Linked DNA regions of Homo sapiens: all the other regions are linked to region 3. The links are chromatin contacts, found by Hi-C or POLR2A ChIA-PET in ENCODE. All regions are on one chromosome and are shown on one strand. Each heading gives the region's core, a stretch centred on a gene start or an enhancer-like site at or near the end of the contact. The rest is flanking DNA. Distances are from core to core; before and after follow the strand shown.

Region 1 (3,973 bases), core at 818-3,317, 4.8 Mb before region 3:
TAGTCTAATCAGCACTCTGAGGTAGGCCCTCCCAGTTTACAGAGGCACGTATTACAGTCTTAGGCCTCAGGCTCTTTCACCATGAATTGGTAAGAACTTTCATAACTCTAAAAGGTACATCAAGGGTTCATTAAAATACCATTAGAACACCTTGTAAAACCACTAAACAGCAAATATGTCTTCCTTGGCTAATGGGAACTGAAAGAATTGTGAATTCATGTGAAAACTGGTGCTACTGTGGAAAAGTGTCTATTCTTTTAGGGTTATCTCAAAAGTCGGAAGCATTTTTGTAGCTCAATATATGAAGCTCAAACAGTGGTTACATTCAAGTTTGGCATATTCTGAGTTTTTATCTTGTTACTGTGGTTCTGTATCAGACATCTGGTCTCTTGCATCTCACCGAGCCTCTGTTCTTCTCCAGCCAGAAAGGAAATTCAGAGGTTTCACTGAGGGGGAGAATGGGAAGCTGTTAAGAATTGTAAGAGAAAGTTCTTACAATTCCTGGCCAGCCACAGTGGTTCATGCCTATAATCCCAACGCTTTGGGAGGATCACTTGAGCGCAGGAGTTCAAGACCAGCCTGGGCAACATGGCGAAACTCCGTCCCTACTAAAAATACAAAAATTGGACGGGCGTGGTGGCACATGCCTGTAATCCCAGCTACTCGGGAGGCTGAGGTGGGAGGATCACCTGAGCCCAGGAGGTCGAGACTGCAGTGAGCAGTGTGACTGGGCCACTGCACTCCAGCCTGGGCGACAGAGACCCTGTCTCAAAAAAAAAAAAAAAAAAAAAAAAGGGCGGGGGGCCAAGGGGCTCAAATCCTAACCCACTATTTTTTTTTTAAGCAAAGATTAGAAAAAATTAATGCCAAGGTTTTTTTTGTTATTAATCCTCAGTATGATCTTGCTAAACGATGCATTGTTACAACTCTCAAACTTTCAGTTTGAGGAAGACAACGGCAGTGCCCCCACAAATCAACCAATTTTTCAATTAAAGAGGAGTCCTGGTGTGATAGAAAGTTAAGGAATTAGGAACAACTGATAACAACTTTCTAGGTCTTGCTGGGAATATCCTGATTCACTCATCCAAGGGGCCTCATGTCCCTCGTGCGGAGTATGAAAGACTGTATTAGATCTCCGTGGATCTTCATCCTGGCTCTAAAAACTGCCTCTTTGTAAGTTCATGGCTAGCTTCCACAATTTACCATGGTATGAGAGGAGGGAGGCAGGATTAATTCTGCCCACAATCTTGAGGACGCTGAACGTGTTTTGGTTCATAATTTGACAAAAATGACATTTTTTTAGGTTACAGTAGAGGGGGGAAGCCCGTCTTGCTGGTCAAGGGTGACTGAAACTTTGCTGAAAGACTTACTGCCTGGCTTGTACAGCCACCGCTTGTGTAATAAGGCCATCCCCTCGGACTCAGGTGGTTAAACATCAGGCCCTGCTGCCCAAGTGTGTCCCCAACCCAAGGTGCACCCTGGGGGCGCTGAAAGACCAGGGGTCGCTGGGGTGAGTGCGGGTTGCTCCTGGAGTTGGGCGCTCCAAACGTCCTCGGAGTCCTAACTCCAAAGCAGCATGCCGGGGTCCCAAATACTCTCTTCTCTTCAGCCCAAGCTCTTCCCCACCTCTTCCTAAATCCCGAAAAGGGCGCTGAACCCGTTCATCAGGAGCCCGGGAGAAAGGGAGGGAAGGCAGAGGGGGGTACTCGCGGAGTGAGTGGCGGCCGCAGAAAAGGACAGGCCTTTAGTACCAGCCAAAATATTGTTTTTTAAGCCCCAGCCCAACCGCAGGGCCTCCCGAGAAAAGACTTCTTCGGCCGTCTGGACAGAAGAAGCGAGCGGCCGAAAGAAGGACAAGGGGGAGGAGGCGTGAGGTCCTTACCCGCTGCAAAGCTGCCGGCTGCCGGCCGCAGCCGCCGGCTCCAGTACCGGAGACCGGAGGCAGCTCCGAGGAGCCGTAAGGAGGCTGCCATGCTGCGCCCGCCCCTCTCCCCGCGGTGACCTCCGCCGCCTCCCGGAGGGCCCACAGACTGCGAGCGTGTGCAGCGGGACTGGCTGGCTCGCCCACGGAGAAGGGCGCGCGCGCACGCGCTCTCACCGCTCGGGGGCGGGTGCCCACGCGCGAGGGAAGGAGCGCGGAGCCGAGAGGAGCGGCCTGACGCGGCAGGGCCTGTCAATCCCTTTACGGACAGGGAAGCAGACCAATCAGAATTCCCAGGTCCGCAGCTGTGCGAAGGACCAATAAGAGGCCTTTTTGAACAGTGACGCCAGGCGCCCTGGCGCTGCCCCCAAGCTCGTGCCTCATTTACAGCCTGCGGGCGGGAGTCTCCTTGTTTACCAAAGCAGAGGGCGTGTGGGAGGCGGGGGCCGTCGCTCGCTCCCGCCTCCTCGGAAACCTTGTCCCCACAACCGCTGCGTGTTAAAAAGGACAAAACTGACTCGCAGCTTGAAAAACACTCAGAAAGCTACCATGTGTGTAATAACTTTTAAATTCATTTGATTTTACTTAACACAACAGTTTCTCAATACTAAAAATAGTAGGAAAAGAAGTTGGTAACATTATCTTTGAAGGGAAGAGTTACTAGAAACTTGCACTTTCTATTTCAAGGCATATTTCTCTAATCTTTGAAAATTCTACACCCTAAATCCATTTTGTAAGCAAAACTAAATATAAAATCCAGAAAGTAGTAGTATATGTATGTGTATTAGAAAGACCTTTTTTTTTTTTGGAGACGGAGTCTCTCTGTCACCCAGGCTGGAGTGCAGTGGCGCGATCTCGGCTCACTGCAATCTCCGCCTCCCGGGTTCAAGTGATTCTCCTGCTTCAGCCTCCGGAGTAGGTGAGGTGGGACTATAGGCCTGCGTGCGCCACCACACCCGGCTAATTTTTTTGGCACTTTGAGTAGAGGCGGGGTGTCGCCATTTTGCCTAGGCTGGTCTCAAACTCCTGGCGTCAAGTGATCCGCCCGCCTCGGCCTCCCAAAGTGCTGGTTATTACAGGCGTGAGCCACTGCGCGGTGCAGAGAGACAGACATTTAGTCATTCTTCTGTCAATGCTTAGTGTACATATTTGAGTCTGTAAACCCCTTGGGGGTAATTGCAGGCCTTCTCATCTCCACTGACTCCACCAAAGGGTTGGAAGCCATGACCACACCAAAGCAAGACTATAGCCTTTGGAGAATGGCAATACAGCAGGAAAGAGAATGTGTATGGAGTAGCTAGGGAAATGCGAACCCCAATCTAAGTAGCACAATCAACAAAATTTGACTTTGACCTTTTTTTCAACTCAGTAACCCATGGAGTTGAAAGCAAAGGAATTGGATCATTTCCATCTGGGCTCTTTTCATGTTTCTGGGCATGCTGGCAACGTTTCCAAAAACTTAAAAACTTGTACAGAGTGCAAGGTCCCTATCTGTAACTGGGAGGAAGTTAATGCCCTTCTTTGACCATCACTCCACCCCAACCCTCTACCCAACACTAAATGAAAAGAAGGAAGGAAAGGGACGAAGGGAGGGAGGGAGAAAAAACTCATTTCAACAATTAGACCTTCTCCTAGATTTGGGTCCCCACCCCTACTAGGGGTAAATTAGTTTCTGGAGCATTTCCCACCTGTGCCTCTCTTCCTGGTTTCGTCAGGTTTTAGCTGGAATAGATCTCCTGCAGGCAACAAATGTGGGCCTACAGGTTTCTTTTTCTTTTTCTTCCTCCAGCACTACAGGTTTCTATAATTAACTCCTGAACTGCAATTGGTCTTTCAACTGTGTCTCCTCCAAGAAGCCCTGCATTGTCTTCTCCAACAATGTCTCCTCCAAGAAGCCCTACATTGATTCATAAACTAAGGAATTTTCATAGGTTTCCATGATTTTAAAGAAGCGTTATGAATTTTTAAGTAATTCTTACTGTTTGAAGGTGCTTGCAGATATTATTGTACTGGCAAATGCAGTTCCTGCCTATGGCTGGTTAGCTTTCTTCA
Region 2 (4,449 bases), core at 1,132-3,631, 3.2 Mb after region 3:
CATTAATATCGTAATATAGATCAAGTGTCTTCCTTAACTTAGGTGCATAAAACAAGTGTTAAGTGTAGAAAGCATAGTTGCCTTCCAACAGATCCATGCTTAAATGTACCTGATGCCAAAAGTTATTTCCCACCCTAAAATCCGACCCTCTTTATTAAACAAAAGTTTTAGTAATTAAACACTACTTATTCAAGAATAAAAAATGTATACAGTGGAGAATGCGAAAGCCTCACTTTCATATACAGTACTCTACATGACGGTATACTTCTTTTCTAAACTATTCCAAGACTCCTTGATTACCAACCACGGCCTTTCAAATCTGACTTTGGGGACAGATGGAGCTGTACTGTCTATATTTTATTTATTATCTCTGCAATATCCAGTTATGATTCAGAATGGAACACAGAATGGAAAAGCCATATGAGAGGGATGCACCAAATGGTGGTGGGGTGGAGGGCAGTTCTCTTTTAAACTAATGTCCATGTATCCTCTACAGGAGAAAAATGTTGAAAGGGGTTGTGGTGAAAACGAATCTACAACTTATAATTCTTTGGTCCTTGAAACATATATAGTAACCTTGAAAGTATAATTTTTATAGGGGACACATACTTATTTCTAAGAAAAAAAAATCTTCAATTTCTGTTTAAGTTTCTGGGCCAAGTGTTGAAAGTAAAATGGAATTTTAGTGTAATAAGCAATAAAAGCTCTGATACGGGTTGTAGTGCTTTATCTTTTTTTTTTTTAAGAAAGGATATATCTCTCACTCGCATATTAGGTTGATGACTTTAAGTCCAAAGAAAGTAGTCCCTTTTCCATGCCTGCCAATTCTTTGAGACAGAGTCTCACTGTGCCACTCAGGCTGGAGGGCAGTGGTGCGATCTTGGCTCACTGCAACCTCCGCCTCCCGGGTTCAAGCGATTCTCCTGCCTCAGCCTCCTGAGTAGCTGGGATTACAAGCATGCGCCACCACGCCCAGCTAATTTTTGTATTTTCAGTAGACATAGGGTTTCACCATGTTGGTAAGGCTGGTCTCGAACTCCTGACCTCGTGATCCGCCCGCCTTGGCCTCCCAAAGTGCTGGGATTACAGGTGTGAGCCACCGCGCCCGGTCTTTGCCTGCCAATTCTTAAGTCCCTTGATATTTCTGCTTCCTCTTACTAATTAACTGAACCTCATCAGGAAAATATTAATGATGGTTCGAACACTCAGGAGACACAACCTCAGAACTCAAAATACCTCGCGGTCTACCAAAAGAGACCTATTTGATTCAAGACTGGAGGGGAGAAGCAGGAAAAAGGAGGGTACACGGCACGAAAAGCTGCTGGTCAGAGCAGCTGCCCCCAGCTTTTACACACTTACTGGTTTGCTAGGGTAAACGTTAGATAGATGCGTTTTTAGTTTCCCCACGGTCCAGTTCAAGAAGCAGCTAATAGTCTGGTCACTGTATTTCTGATTCGGTGCTTTAATGATGAGGGTCACAGGAATCTCCATCCCACTTTGGTCCATGGTGCCCCCAAAGTCAGACAGAGTCCAGAGGAGCGGCAGTTAAGCCCAAAAGAGCCGAGATGGTCACCGCCGGCGCGACTGGGATGAGGACAGAAGTGAGTTCTTAGTATTCCGTGTCCAAGTCAGTTACAAGTGCACTGGAGGATACGAAGCCCATTGCCGGTACCAAGGATGGACTGAGGTGGTGGCGACTGCGACGGTGGGGTCTGGGTGCCCGGCCGTGGAGGCAGCTCTCCCCGCCAGGTCCGGGCTCCGCCGGGCTCCGGACTGTGGAGGCCGTCGTGAGGAGAAAGGAAGCTATACGAAGGAAGGGTGGGAGGGATGAGGGCACAACGGCCGGCCCGGGGTCACTGCCCCGCCCCACCGCGACCCCCAAGCTGGAACGCAACAAGGCCCCTACGCCACGGCCCCGCGGTGCGGATCGGGGAAGCAGCTGGGCCGCTCAGGGCGGTCAGCGGGCACTGGGGTACCTGAGAGAAGGCCGCGGGGCCCGCCACCGCCGCCCTCCGCGCCCAGGCAGGGCCGCCAGCCACACCGTCCGGCCAGGCGTTTTCCGTGGCAGCCGCTCCCTTCCTGCTGCGCGGCGACCGGCACGGCCCAGCCCCGGGTCTCGCGAGGAGGCGCGGGTGAAAGGGAGAGAAGCTGACCGAAGGCGCGGCCCGGCTCTCCGCCTGACCCCTCAGTCTGGACAGCGCAGGGTGGCGGCAAGGCAGGGCTGGGCCGGGGGCGGCCCAGGCGACTACAGGTAGCAGGAGGGCGGGGACGAGAGCCGTTGCGCCACCGCTGGCGCGCCGGTTTTGTTGTTATTGCGAGGATTGTCTGGGGCCCCTTTAAGCCGGAACAGGCAGGGCGGAAGTGCGTCACCGGCGGCACGCCCCTGCACATGGACCTCCCCCGTCCCCGCCATCCCTGCCGATCCTGTTGCTGCCGCCTTCCCGCCGTGCTCGGGCTGCCCGGGACTCTAGCCGCCAGGCTTCGCGTCGCCCAGCGGCAGATCGGGCTCCTGGGAGCCTCTCCCCTGGCCGTTTGCTCGGCCTCGGCCCCAGCTGCCCTGGGGCCTAGCCACTAGCTCCCCTGGCGCTAGCCTACCCTGTCTTGACCGCACCCTGAAGATTTGGGAAGTCTTTCTCCATCCCAAGAGTCGTCTCTGCAAAAGTTGGTGTCCTTCCTGGTGCTGAACCACGCTTCTGCTCAAAATGTGTTGAGCGTCGTCTGTCTGCAAAGCACGGTGCCAGGAGCTTTGGTGGAGAAGGCATGGGGTACATGTGTAAAGAGTACAGGCTTTTGGTTAAACCTGAAGTCCTCCTCTACTTTCTGGGGGACCCTGGCCGTCCTTGCTGAGCCTCCGTTGACTTCTCTAATGGGGACGGTAATGCCTACCTGACCACAAGCTGATGAGTAAATGAGCTATGAGTGCAAAGTGTGGTGCAGTTCTGGCGTGTGCCAGCCTCTCAAGTGTCAGTTTCCGTCTCATTCCTCTTAATCTTCACTAAAATGGACAAGTATTCATTGAGCACCTAATGCGTGTTCAGTATGGTGGGAGATGAGGGATGACAGTATTATTTTTCTATTTTATAGGTTAGACATAGAACAAAAGGTTGAGTCTATTGCCCATAGCCGAACTTTTCTTCATTTTCTACTGTGGTTTAGAAGTCGGTATAGTAAGTTAAGGGTTGTTAGATGTGCATTTTCACAGCTCCCAGCTTCCACTTAGGAGTAGATAACATAGGGGACTTTGCGAGCTGGTCTCTTTCCCTCTTAGCTTCAGAAGGGCTTCGAGGTAGCCACCACTGAATTAGTTGAGAGACAAGGCACCCCTACGGAGGAAATCTCAACTGCACAACCCCTACTGTGCCCCAATTCAGCAGGAAGCAGTTAGAGCGGTGGTCAAACCTCCCCAATAGCACTTGGGTTTTCCTGTTGAGAGGGGGTACTGAGAGACAGGACTAGTTGGATTTCCTAGGCTGGCTAAGAATCCCTAAGCCTAGCTGGGAAATTGACCACGTCCACCTTTAAACACGGGGCTTGCAATTTAGCTCACACCCGACCAATCAGGTAGTAAAGAGAGCTCACTAAAATGCTAATTAGGGAAAAACAGGAGGTAAAGAAGTAGCCAATCATCTATCGCCTGAGAGCACAACAGGAGGGACAATGATCAGGATATAAACCCAGGCATTCAAGCCAGCGGTGGCTACCCTCTTTGGGTCCCCTCCCTTTGTATGGAAGCTCTGTTTTCACTCTATTAAATCTTGCAATTGCACACTTTTCTGGTACGTGTGTGTCACAGCTCAAGCTGAGCTTTCGCTCACCGTCCACCACTGCTGTCTGCCGCTGTCACAGACCCACAGCTGACTTCCATCCCTCTGGATCCAGCGAGGCGCCCATTGCTGCTCCTGATCGGGCTAAAGGCTTGCCCTTGTTCCTGCAGGGCTAAGTGCCCAGGTTCGTCCTAATCTAGCTAAACACTAGTCACTGGGTTCCACGATTCTCTTCCATGACCCACAGCTTCTAATAGAGCTATAACACTCGCCGCTTGGCCCAAGATTCCATTCCTTGGAATCCATGAGGCCAAGAACCCCAGGTCAGAGAACACAAGACTTGCCACCATCTCGGAAGTGGCCCGTCACCATCTTGGAAGCGACCTGCCACCATCTTGGGAACTTGGGGAGCAAGGACCCCCAGTAACATAGTGACCAGGAGGAAATTCTTCCTCTCAACAGCTAATGCAGCAGGATCTCTTACACCGTACCCTCCCTCACCTTGCTCTTGCTCTTCATGGTAGAACACGTACCATATCTTAGCTGTACTCTATCAACTGCGCATCTGAAGTAAAGAGTGAAGTCTTCTTTGTTTCCAGTCATGGAGCAACAACTTGCTATGATACTGGCCTTCTGTAGCTGACTCTTCTTTGTCTACCCAGGCACTCTAATGGAACTTTAATTC
Region 3 (4,269 bases), core at 1,169-3,668:
TAAGACCCACGTCTATCAGACAGAGCTTCATAAAAAGAAGTGAAAGCTTGCCCAGGAAATCAAATATGAAATGAAATGTTTTTTGGGTTTTTTTTTTTTTAAGAGACAGGGTCTTGCTCTGTTGCCCAGGCTGAGTACAGTGGTACAATCATAGTTCACTGCAGCCTAGAACTCCTGGGCTCAAGGGATCCTCACCCTCCAGAGCAGCTAGGACTACAGCTGCCCCCTACTATAACCAGCTAATTTTTAAATTTTTTATAGAGACAGGGGTCTCCCTTTGTTGCCCAGGCTGGTCTCAAACTCCCAGGCTTAATCCTCCTCCTTTGGCCTTCCAAAGTGCTAGGATTACAGGAATGAGCCACCATGTCCAGCCTAAATGCTCTTACTATCAGTTCCTTTATTTGACCTGAACCCTAAAATTCCTGGCTCTTTTTGTTATCTTCTACCTTAAAACTGTGTCTCCACTAATATTCTAGGCGTTTACTAATAATTACATTAAGGTAATAACACTCTGATCCAATTTTACAAGCAAACAGATAAAACGTCTATCTTTAACGTTATTCCACCAAGAGGTAATGTTTTCTCATAAATAATTTTACTCAAAAGTAGTAAAACTGTCTTTAATTAAGAAGAGATTCCCCCCAATTCTTTAACACTACTCACAACTCAGTGACATCTTCCAGTACCATATCTGAAATTTGGTGTTAAGAAAATAAATACAGAATTTACTCTAGCTTCTGCCTTTGTTCAGCTTTTGTTTTTTGTTTTTGTTTTTGTTTTGAGACAAAGTCTCGCTCTGTCATCCAGGCTTAAGTGCAGTGGTACAATCACACCTCACTGCAGCCTCCACCTTTTAGGCTTAAAGGATCCTCCTGCCTTAGCCCCGGAGATTAGCTGGACCCACAGGTGTACATCACCATGCCCAGCTAATTTTTGTAATTTTTGTGGAGACAGGGTTTCATCATCTTGCCCAGGCTGGTCTCAAACTCCTGGGCTCAAGCGATCCACCCACCTCGCCCTCCCAAAGCGCTGGGATTATAGGCGTGAGCCACTGGGCTCGCCTGTTCAGTTTTAATTACAATGTTTAATACAATGGCTCAAATTCAAAATGCTTGTTGTTGATAGGAACTTTACCGTCTTTCAATACATACCTCTTAAAACATTATCATAAGTTCCCTGAGAATGAACTGATTTTTATTATAATAATCACAAATATACTGATTGTCTATAGTTCTTATGTTATTACTTAAGAAAAACCTATACCACCACCACCTTTTAAAAGGATACTGACAAAGTCATCAAATCCTAGAAGAGTACCAACAATTTCCTTATCACTCTTCATCACGATGTGAATTCTTGATCCTATACATTTGTCCACAAGCTCTGAGGAGGGAAAAAATATTATTTTACCATTCATTATTTCAACAAATATTTGAGTGCCTACTGGCACTCTTACTTGCATATAGTGAAAGAAAAACCAGGAAAAACATTCATTCAATAACTTTAGGTCTTATAATACAAATCTCAGTTCAAGCACAGCATCTGGCACATAATGAGCCTTCCAAAAGAGTCTGTGGCATGAAGGAATGAAAACTTTTCAATCACGGCCACGACCACTAGTTCAATCACTCTTCACCAACTACAAAAATATAAGAGGAGATAGGTATAATTATATTCACCGGAAACTCTCCGGTCACTGCTTCCCTTTCCCAACTCTGTCTATCCTCTGTGCTCTGACGGTAGCTTGAACATCTCTTTAGCTAGCCTAGCATTATGTGGCATGATGTCTACTTGTCCAGTGTTCTCTCCTCCACTGGCTTGTGTGCTATTTGAAGGCAATGGCTATGGTTTATCATTGAAAAATGCCCAGGCACGGTATCTAGTGTATAGATACTCAGTTACTACTTATTGAATGAATAAATAACAAACAGAGCTGGTTTCCAGATTCCTCATTTAAGGCTCATTCCGGACCAGGGTGTTAGTGTCACTAACCAACCACATACATAACATGGTCTATCTAATCTGGGGATCGTAAACGCCAGGCTGAGAAGTAGGCCTACTACCTATAACACTGCAGAGGCGGGCTCACAACAAAGTAGGCCGACGACGCGTTCACTAAATGTGGACCTTTTCCAGTGAAGGTCTGGTTTGAGAAGTCAAAGTCCTTGCCTGGAGGAGCCCGACCACGTTAAAGAGCAGGTGCGGCCTGCTGTCGCGAAGACTTGGAGCTCAGAGTCGAACCGCATTTGGTCTTATACATTTCCCCACACTCGGCCAGGGCCTGCCTCGGAACAGCCCCTCGGCCCCCAATCCTGAATGTCAGCTCCCTGTTCCTGCTCCCCAAAGGACGGCGATTACCTAAGGGCAGCAGCTGCGACGGGTTGGTAGTAGCGTTAGCCGCCATGGCTACGCCGGAAGTGGCCTGCCTTCATTGATGGTGGGACGACTTTGAAAAGCGCGCTTCCGCTTTTTCCGCAGCCCAAACAGGCTCGACCAATCTGAGGCCGAGCGCACGATCTAGTCAGCTGCGTGGGTCGCGTTCACTGGCTTTTTTCCCCGGCAAGTGAGATCCGGTGAAATATTTCCTGCCCACTGGACATTTTACCATCTCGGCAGATACCCATAATGCCCTTGAAGTTTTGGAGAGACGTTGAAGATATTTTGCCTTGTGAATAAATTGTTCCTGTAACGTTTGAGTCTTCTTCCCCCGTAAAGTTGCATTTCCTCTCAAGCCAGAATCTTCAAACCAGTATAAATCAATTCGTATTTCCTGCCATCAATTAACTGTTACAATTTTCGTTACAACTACTCATTAAGGAATCTATTGTTTCTTTTTAAAGTCCAGTGGATTGAAAATCTGCAACTAGCATTTTTTAAAATTTTTCTTTAGTGAGGATTTAAGATATGTTTTTTAAACTTTTTACTACTTTAATTCATCGTTCTTATCTTTTTATGTCTGGTAGTCTTATTTATTATAGGCTTTTAAATTCAGTTTCTTCAACAATTCTTGTCTCACAGGCAACCACCAGATGTCACTCTAAATTATTCCAGAAGTGTAAAATCATGCTTTCCACTTCTGTGTTGAAAACAGCAAAGTATCGGCCCTAGTCTGTTTTATATTTGTATCCTAGGAACTTAAACCTGAACAGTCTAGGTCAGGCGCAGTGGTAACGACTGTAATCCCAGCACTTTGGAAGGCCGAGGCGGGCGGATCACCTGAGGTCAGGAGTTCGAGACCAGCCTGGCCAACATGGGTGAAACCCCGTCTCTACTAAAAATACAAAAATTAGCTGGGCGTGGTGGCGTGCGCCTGTAGTCCCAGCTACTCGGGAGGCAGAGGCAGGAGAACTGCTTGAACCCGAGAGGCAGCGGTTGCAGTGAGCCTAGATCATGCAACTGCACTCCAGCCTGAACAACAAGAGCGAAACTCCATCTCAAAAAAAAAAAAAAAAAAAGCTAAACAATAAACATGAGCGGCCACAAAGAACGTCATTCATTCATACAACAAATGGTCATTAAGCACCCATCATTCCTTCATAGACTGAGTTCCTCAAGGCTGAGAATTATGGGAAGCAGTAGTTTACGTGATTAAATTTCTTCATTTTGAATTAAATGACTTTGGTTCAAATTCCATGGTCAGTTATTTGACAATGGGCAAGTTATTTTAACTTTTTAAGTCTCAATATACCCATTGGAAAAAATGGGGACAACAGTATCTACTCATAAGATTAATGTGAAGATTAATTGAGATAATCTATGAAAAGTGGTCAGCATAGGACCTGGCACATAGCCCTTTTAAACATGAGCTGTTATTACTTATCCTTGTTTTCTAATACATGATGTCTGGCTCAGAGTGAAGCTACATAAAGCTAGCATTGCTAGCTGGTTTTGCATTCATCTTATTTTTATAACCAGACATAAGCCACTTTAAGGAAGCAATTTCTTATTTTATACACTGTGCACACTACATTTTCAGGCACACTGTAGGGCGCCTAATGAATATTCTTTAAATTGATTCTCACTATTTCATTCACACCCATCAACATTCTCCTTACTCTTCATAAGATTTTAAATACGAAGTAATGCCAGATTTGTTTGTGACGCTTCTTTCTTTCTCTTTCTCTTTTTTTCTTTTTGTCCAATCCTCATTTGGTTGAAAACCACCTCTTTTCCTGGTTTTCCTTTTCTATTCCTATTTTATTTTCCCCATACCATACTGACAGTATGGGAGAATTCAAAACATTGTTGTTATTTGATAGAGTTTTTAAA

Evidence for each region. Hi-C counts contacts between places; a loop is a spot of excess contacts on that map. ChIA-PET counts read pairs that join two places held with the same protein, here RNA polymerase II (POLR2A). Pooled maps may share reads with other maps.
Region 1: a map of naive thymus-derived CD4-positive, alpha-beta T cell shows a loop between it and region 3 (10-fold over the local background). The contact joins the promoter of HIBADH here to the promoter of LSM5 in region 3. A Hi-C loop is called at or near these places in 1 of 168 maps with a recorded cell type or tissue (naive thymus-derived CD4-positive, alpha-beta T cell), 1 of 37 single-sample maps with no recorded cell type and 13 of 50 pooled maps. POLR2A ChIA-PET finds 5 or more read pairs at or near these places in 1 of 52 experiments (WTC11).
Region 2: a map of ascending aorta shows a loop between it and region 3 (6-fold over the local background). The contact joins the promoter of HERPUD2-AS1 here to the promoter of LSM5 in region 3. A Hi-C loop is called at or near these places in 2 of 168 maps with a recorded cell type or tissue (ascending aorta and naive thymus-derived CD4-positive, alpha-beta T cell) and 13 of 50 pooled maps. POLR2A ChIA-PET finds 5 or more read pairs at or near these places in 1 of 52 experiments (HCT116).

What each region holds. Positions count from the first base shown.
Region 1 is chr7:27,660,816-27,664,788 of GRCh38, forward strand. HIBADH (3-hydroxyisobutyrate dehydrogenase) reads right to left here and starts at 2,068. Exons shown (of 8, transcript NM_152740.4): 1 at 1,883-2,068. The coding sequence starts at 1,973. The region is part of intron 2 of LOC105375211 (a long non-coding RNA gene); the gene reads left to right. RefSeq lists an enhancer at 1,805-2,622 and a silencer at 1,838-2,257.
Region 2 is chr7:35,692,825-35,697,273 of GRCh38, forward strand. HERPUD2-AS1 (HERPUD2 antisense RNA 1) reads left to right here and starts at 2,382. Exons shown (of 1, transcript NR_136255.1): 1 at 2,382-4,449. It overlaps HERPUD2 (HERPUD family member 2), which reads right to left and starts at 2,311. Exons shown (of 9, transcript NM_022373.5): 1 at 1,977-2,311; 2 at 1,360-1,803. The coding sequence starts at 1,506. RefSeq lists an enhancer at 1,450-2,337 and a silencer at 1,780-2,189.
Region 3 is chr7:32,487,962-32,492,230 of GRCh38, forward strand. LSM5 (LSM5 homolog, U6 small nuclear RNA and mRNA degradation associated) reads right to left here and starts at 2,419. Exons shown (of 5, transcript NM_012322.3): 1 at 2,359-2,419; 2 at 1,288-1,383; 3 at 664-691. The coding sequence starts at 2,404. RefSeq lists an enhancer at 2,322-2,371.